Linked DNA regions of Homo sapiens: region 2 is linked to region 1. Evidence: read pairs that join two places in POLR2A ChIA-PET (ENCODE). Cell type or tissue: PC-9. All regions are shown on one strand. Links, peaks and the distances in the headings refer to the core of each region. The heading gives the core; the rest is flanking DNA.

Evidence for each region. Peaks named below come from ENCODE experiments on the same cell type or tissue, not always from the same donor. Only the 100,000 strongest peaks of a DNase experiment are listed, where the experiment ranks them.
Region 2: POLR2A ChIA-PET joins it to region 1 with 14 read pairs; 3 of 35 experiments call an interaction of 5 or more read pairs at or near these places.

What each region holds. Positions count from the first base shown.
Region 1 is chr6:12,322,883-12,325,805 of GRCh38, reverse strand. No RefSeq gene overlaps it. Among named protein-coding and RNA genes, the nearest start is that of EDN1, 34 kb to the right of the region's middle. In PC-9, for the core only: no CTCF peak of the experiment used is centred there; DNase peaks (open chromatin) are centred at 945 and 1,505; H3K4me3 peaks cover 1,511 bases; H3K27ac peaks cover 2,500 bases.
Region 2 is chr6:12,415,190-12,418,112 of GRCh38, reverse strand. No RefSeq gene overlaps it. Among named protein-coding and RNA genes, the nearest start is that of EDN1, 130 kb to the right of the region's middle. In PC-9, for the core only: no CTCF peak of the experiment used is centred there; no DNase peak of the experiment used is centred there.

The sequences.
Region 1 (2,923 bases), core at 333-2,832:
TGTTGATTGGCTGTTATATATTCTACTGTCATCATCTCCCTGTCAACATCTCTTTGATAGAGAATTGGGGGTGGAGGGCAGCCACGAGGCAGCAGCACAGACAGCACTCATCTCATGTTGTCGGTAAGATGGGTCTTTAAAAAGGCACATTGCAAAGCATAGCAGATCTCTTGTGTCTAGCTTCATCTTGACATATATAATGCCAAGCATTAAATTCGGGTTTGTTGATATTACCACGTATTTTTTTAAATAATACCAAGGAACCTCAATAAATGGTCACTGGATTCCCTGGTAGGTAGAATAGAAGCCATGTGAGGGGTAAGGGCTGGATCCAATTTATCTTTGCATTCCCCAGACCAATCTTGCACACTGCCTGTCTCACGGCAGGTGTCTTCTGAGTGAATGAAGAAACCATCCCTTGTGCGTTTCCTTCAGGCTGGCTTTATTTTGCAAATGGCAGAGAAATAATGACGCATCATATTTTTTAAGACAGCCAGGGAATAAAATCTCACAATTTTCTTTAGTCTTAACATCCAGGGCTTAGTAATTCTTCCTGCTGGGAGTCTATTCCTCTCTTCTGAGTCTCAGCAGCTACTATATGTTTAAAAATTGTCATATTGTTACCCCATTCCCAGTCCTTTGTCTTAAACCACTTAAAAAAGAAATGCTTGTAATTCCACCAGAAAAATCCTAATTAGATGCTTAGCTTCTGAAACAAAGGCTTAATGAGTGAGGTCTTGTTCCACCCCCAGGGTGTTGACAAGGTCCCTCCTCATCTGTGAGTCTCCCACCATGAGCTGGCAGGACTCCTACCACCCAGAAAGTGATAGACCTACTCACTTTAGAGGCCTTGCCCCTAGGGGTAATACAAACTAAGAAGGCAGCAGAAGGCAGGGCCCCCTCAAAGCAATGAGATAACCTACCAGCCTGTGGGGAGGGGTTCCTTCCCTGTATTTCCTAACCACATCCTTTGTTGGAGGCACAAAGGAGAGAGATGAAGCCTCAGTTAGTTATTTGAAGTGCTCAGCTTTTACCTACTGACCTTATCTGTGTGATAATTATATAGTAACAGCTCAAAGCGCAAATACTCACTGAATCCTTCACCAGAGAAAGACCAGTATGGAGGAAATAATACTTTGCAATAGAAGATAATTATTGATTTGGGCTTCATTCTCTATTGATGAGCTCAGCATCCCTAAGTCCAGGTCTTATGAGTAATAAACAGAAAATTATTCCTCCTTGTTTTACAACAGAGCAGGTACACCACGATGAACATAGGTTCTGGCCTTTTGATTTAGAGATTGCCTCCTTCAAACTCAGAATCATACAGTTCTGTTTGCCAGTCTGGGTTTTCTGCTGACAAAAGGTGCTACAAGGACAGCAAATAAAGTCTGTAGTCTCCTTAGGTTAACGTAACAAATGCCATGTTCATGAGTCACAGCTGGGACACACCTAGTTCCTGAGCTCCAGAGAAACCAGACACTAGGCACTGTGTGTCTTCACTTTGTTGTACTTGCACAAACTGACTTCACCGGATATCGAGTTTTTCCTCTTTGACTTATATGGTCACTAAGAGGACCTCACTCACAGAAACCTAAATCAGAGGCAAATAGGAGGAGCATCACTGTAGCAGATGAAGCTAGCTGGGCTATTACTGCAGGATGTGCTTGATGGGAACAGGCCTGTGCTCTGAATATTCACCTTTCCCCTCAACCAGAACTCTTTCTTTTTTTTTTTTTTTTTTTTTTTTGAGGCAGAGTCTCGCTCTGTCACCCAGGCTGGAGTGCAGTGGCGCTATCTCGGCTCACTGCAAGCTCCGCCTCCTGCGTTCACGCCATTCTCCTGCCTCAGCCTCCCGAGTAGCTGGGACTGCAGGTGCCCGCCACCACGCCCCGCTAATTTTGTTGTATTATTAGTAGAGACGGGGTTTCACCGTGTTAGCCAGGATGGTCTCTATCTCCTGACCTCGTGATCCGCCCGCCTCGGCCTCCCAAAGTGCTGGGATTACAGGCGTGAGCCACCGCGCCCAGCTCAACCAGAACTCTTAACACTATAGTAATCTTAAGAAAGAGTTCTAAATCTCATGAAGCCAGGGGAAAAACCTGATGGAGAAAAAAGGGGGGTGATTATTCTAACATAATCCTATGTTAGAAAGATTAGTGAAAAGATGAAGAAAATACATTTCATCCATTTTTGTGGTTTTCAATATTAATTTGTCTAAAAAGCTTTTTAGAGAAAAGGGAAAAGTGCTGGAACTTTCTCATACAACTCAGAGCACAAATATATATGCCCACAAAGACACACATAGTTAAATTGTCTGAATCAGAATATATTTGAAAAACATTTCCTCACTAATTATTCAACCCTTAGTGTAAGAGCCTCAGGACTCAAGCATCATAATAAATCATCCACTAGGATATCTGCATCAGATAACTAGGGCAGAAATAAAAGCCAACAACTCACATCAGCCTAACTCATAGTCCATTTCTTTCGGAGTAAATTGTTTGTTAAGATTTGCATCTTGTCCCCAAAATGATTCTGGAAACTATACATTTCTGTTGATAATTGGTAAAATTAAAAATACTGAGTTTCAGTACATGATCGAAATTTATTAATCAAGATTATAGCAGACTTGCTTGTCTATCTTTTTCCTTTTCCAAATTTCAAACAGTGTTTAAGGCTATGCTTTCAGAATAACCATAATCACAAACATTGATCCGTATTTAATAATTCAAGGTATACACATTTTTTTAAGCATGCCCCAGGAAAGAAGTTTTTCAAAGGCAAAGTCCATGCTGTAGTCAATATATTATCTCAGGGCTCAACAATATGCCTCATGGTAGCTGGCCAGTAACAAATGTAGAAACAAATGGATAGTTTTGAAAGCACACCCAAACTAAGTGAGGAGATACTTCAACTAGTT
Region 2 (2,923 bases), core at 102-2,601, 93 kb before region 1:
ATATACATATTCATCGTGAGGTGACTACCACCACAATCAAGCAAATTAGCGTATTTTTCAGCTCAGTCACCATTTGTGTGTGTGGTGTGAGAATACTTAGGATCTACCCTCTTGCTAGGATACAGTTCTGGAAAAGACCCTTTTTAATATGTCAGTTCAAGCAACAAATTGCTACAACATCCATGGGAAGCAATTTGATAACATATACTAGGAATATTTCAAAATGTCATGTCCTATGAGCCTGTAACTCCATTTCTATTTACTTATTCTAAAATACTAGTCAAGGAAGTGGACAAATATTAACATATCAATATATTCAGTCTAACTGTATTTAGAATACAAGAACAGAAAAGAAAAAATAATGAAATATGAGCAAGTTAAATATTGAACAGAGAAATTCTAAAATAAATTACTGTGTCCATAAAGCAAGAATTATGTAACCCTTAAGTATAACATCTGCAAAAAAAACTATTGATAAAAGTATTGAAAATATTGAAAAATATTGAGAATTATTTTAATATATAATGACATTGCTGAATTTAACCAAATGGTTAATTCTACATTCCAGTTTATCTATATTTAGGGATCAAGAAAGGTGTATTAGTTTCCTAGGGCTATTGTAACAAAGTGCCACAAACTGGGTGCTTTAAAACCACAGAAATCTGTTCTCCCACAGTTCTGGAGGCTAGAAGTGTGAAATCAAGATGTCTGTTCAGATATCCTCTCTCTGAAGCCTCTAGGGGAAGGTCCTTCTTTGCCTCTTCCAGCTCCTGTTAGCCTCTGGCATTCCTTGGCTTGTGACAGCATCATCCAGTCTCTGCCTTCATCTTCGCTTGGGCTTCTCCCCATGTTTCTGTGTCTTCACATGGCTGTCTTAGAAGAACATCAGTCATGTTGAATCAAGAGCCCAGCCTATTCCAATATGACTTCATTTTCACTAATTACATCAGCAATGACCCAATTTCCATAGAAGGTCACATTCTGAGGTACTAGGGCTTAAGACTTCAACATATCTTTTTTTTTGTTTTAGGGGGGGTCATGTAATTCAACTCATAAGGAAAGAAAAGATATATGATACAAGGTTTGCTTGTAGATCTTGGGTCATTGAAGAGGTGTGATAATAGACGTCTGTCCAGAGATGTCCTCAGTTACCTCTTGCTCTGTGTGAATCTGGATGGCAGCTGGCCCAGCTATCAAAAGACATCTAGTTCCCTCGGTAAGAGTCAGGTATCAATAATTGTAGTGCAACTGGACCAGCATTTTGCCTTATTTGGAATACTCGGCATCTCTGCTTATTAACATTTGACCCCTCAGTTATTTAGATAAGAAAGTAGGACCATGAATCTACTTTAATTACAAATCAAGAAAAGGATCCATATTTCTGCCTCTTACCCTTGTAAAACATGAAAAATTAGCACACATTTCTAGTACCATTTTACATTGTGAACTTTCCTTCCACACTGAAAAACTCAGCAAACCTAGAACCTTTCACATAAAGGAAACCATTCTGTAAACTCATATCCTACTTAAAGGTGATGGGGTGGTTAAAAACACAAGCCCACCCCTTGTTCCCCTTCCAGAGAAGAGAGAAGATCTAAAGTTGTCAGTAGTCTGAAGGGCCCATCAACTGGCCCAGAATTTACAAGGATCAAAATGGGTATTATTTTTGGCTGCTGTGATGTGAATGTTTATCCATCACATACAAGGTTAAAATGACCTGTATATATTTTTGAGAATGCCAAGAATGATGGTCTGGGCTGAATAAGAATGAGGGCAATGTTTTACAAAACACACTGAGACCTGAAATTTGTAAAAGCTCTTTTCTTTAGAAGGCATAGCACAAGTGGAGGTTTTCAGATAAATCATCTTACTGAATCTTTTCAAGGTAATAGTGTGCCAAAGTAATCGGCAAATATTTACTGAGTTCCCCTACCAAGCGTAATAGTCATATATTCAGTATGCTGCATACTGAAGAAGTCAGGGAACTTATTCATGCACTTTACAGACTCTTCTTTCTAAATATTTGAAGAATTACTTTTTCATTGTGTCCTCTTGAGATTACTTTGCCTCCAGTATCCCCTGTTTTGGGTAATACAGACCCATCTCCCAGGCTCTCAAATGAAAAAGCTTGTACAAAAACTTCAGAGCTTCCAAGACCCTTTATGCTCAGGCCCCCACTTCACTCAGATGTCTCATTTCCTTCCTACCCCTTCTCCCCTCACGTGGATGCTACAATCTACAGAATGCTTTGCCATTTCTAAAATAGGCCATGCCCTATGCCCATGCCTCTTCCCAATCCCTCTGCTTAGAATAACCACCCTTTTTTATGCCCAAGGGGGAAAAAGCTTAACTATCCATTAAAATGCAACTTAAGTATTACATCTCTGTAAAACTTTTCTCCAGAATTAGTCATCATTTTTTTAAAATGTCATACATTTTAGAATATATCTAAGTAAAAAGGAAGTCTTCCATCAGTTTCTCTGATCTCCAGTCCCATTCCCAGGAGATAACTATTTTTGACCTTTTTGTGTTTAGATCTGTTGTTTATTGCCACATTTCTAAGTAAAGTTGATTTGTCAGCATTCAGCTTTTCTTTTTCATTTATCCAACTCGGTATTTACTCTGAAGACTTTGATACTATTACAACTTCTACTTCTTAGATTATTTCTTCCCCTCATTGTCTCTCTTCTCACTTTTGAAATGTTTACTAAACAGGTGTTGGATTTACTGAATTCATCTTTCAATTCTCATCATTTTTTAAATTTTGCACATTTCTATCTTCCTGTTTTTTCCAGTCCTTCTCTTAATTTTCAAAAATTTAATCATCATATTTTATTTTTCAAGGATACTTTTGTTTTCTGAGTGCTCCTTTTGGTCACAGCAGTATGTTCATATTTGAAGAATGCAGTATTATCCCCCTTCA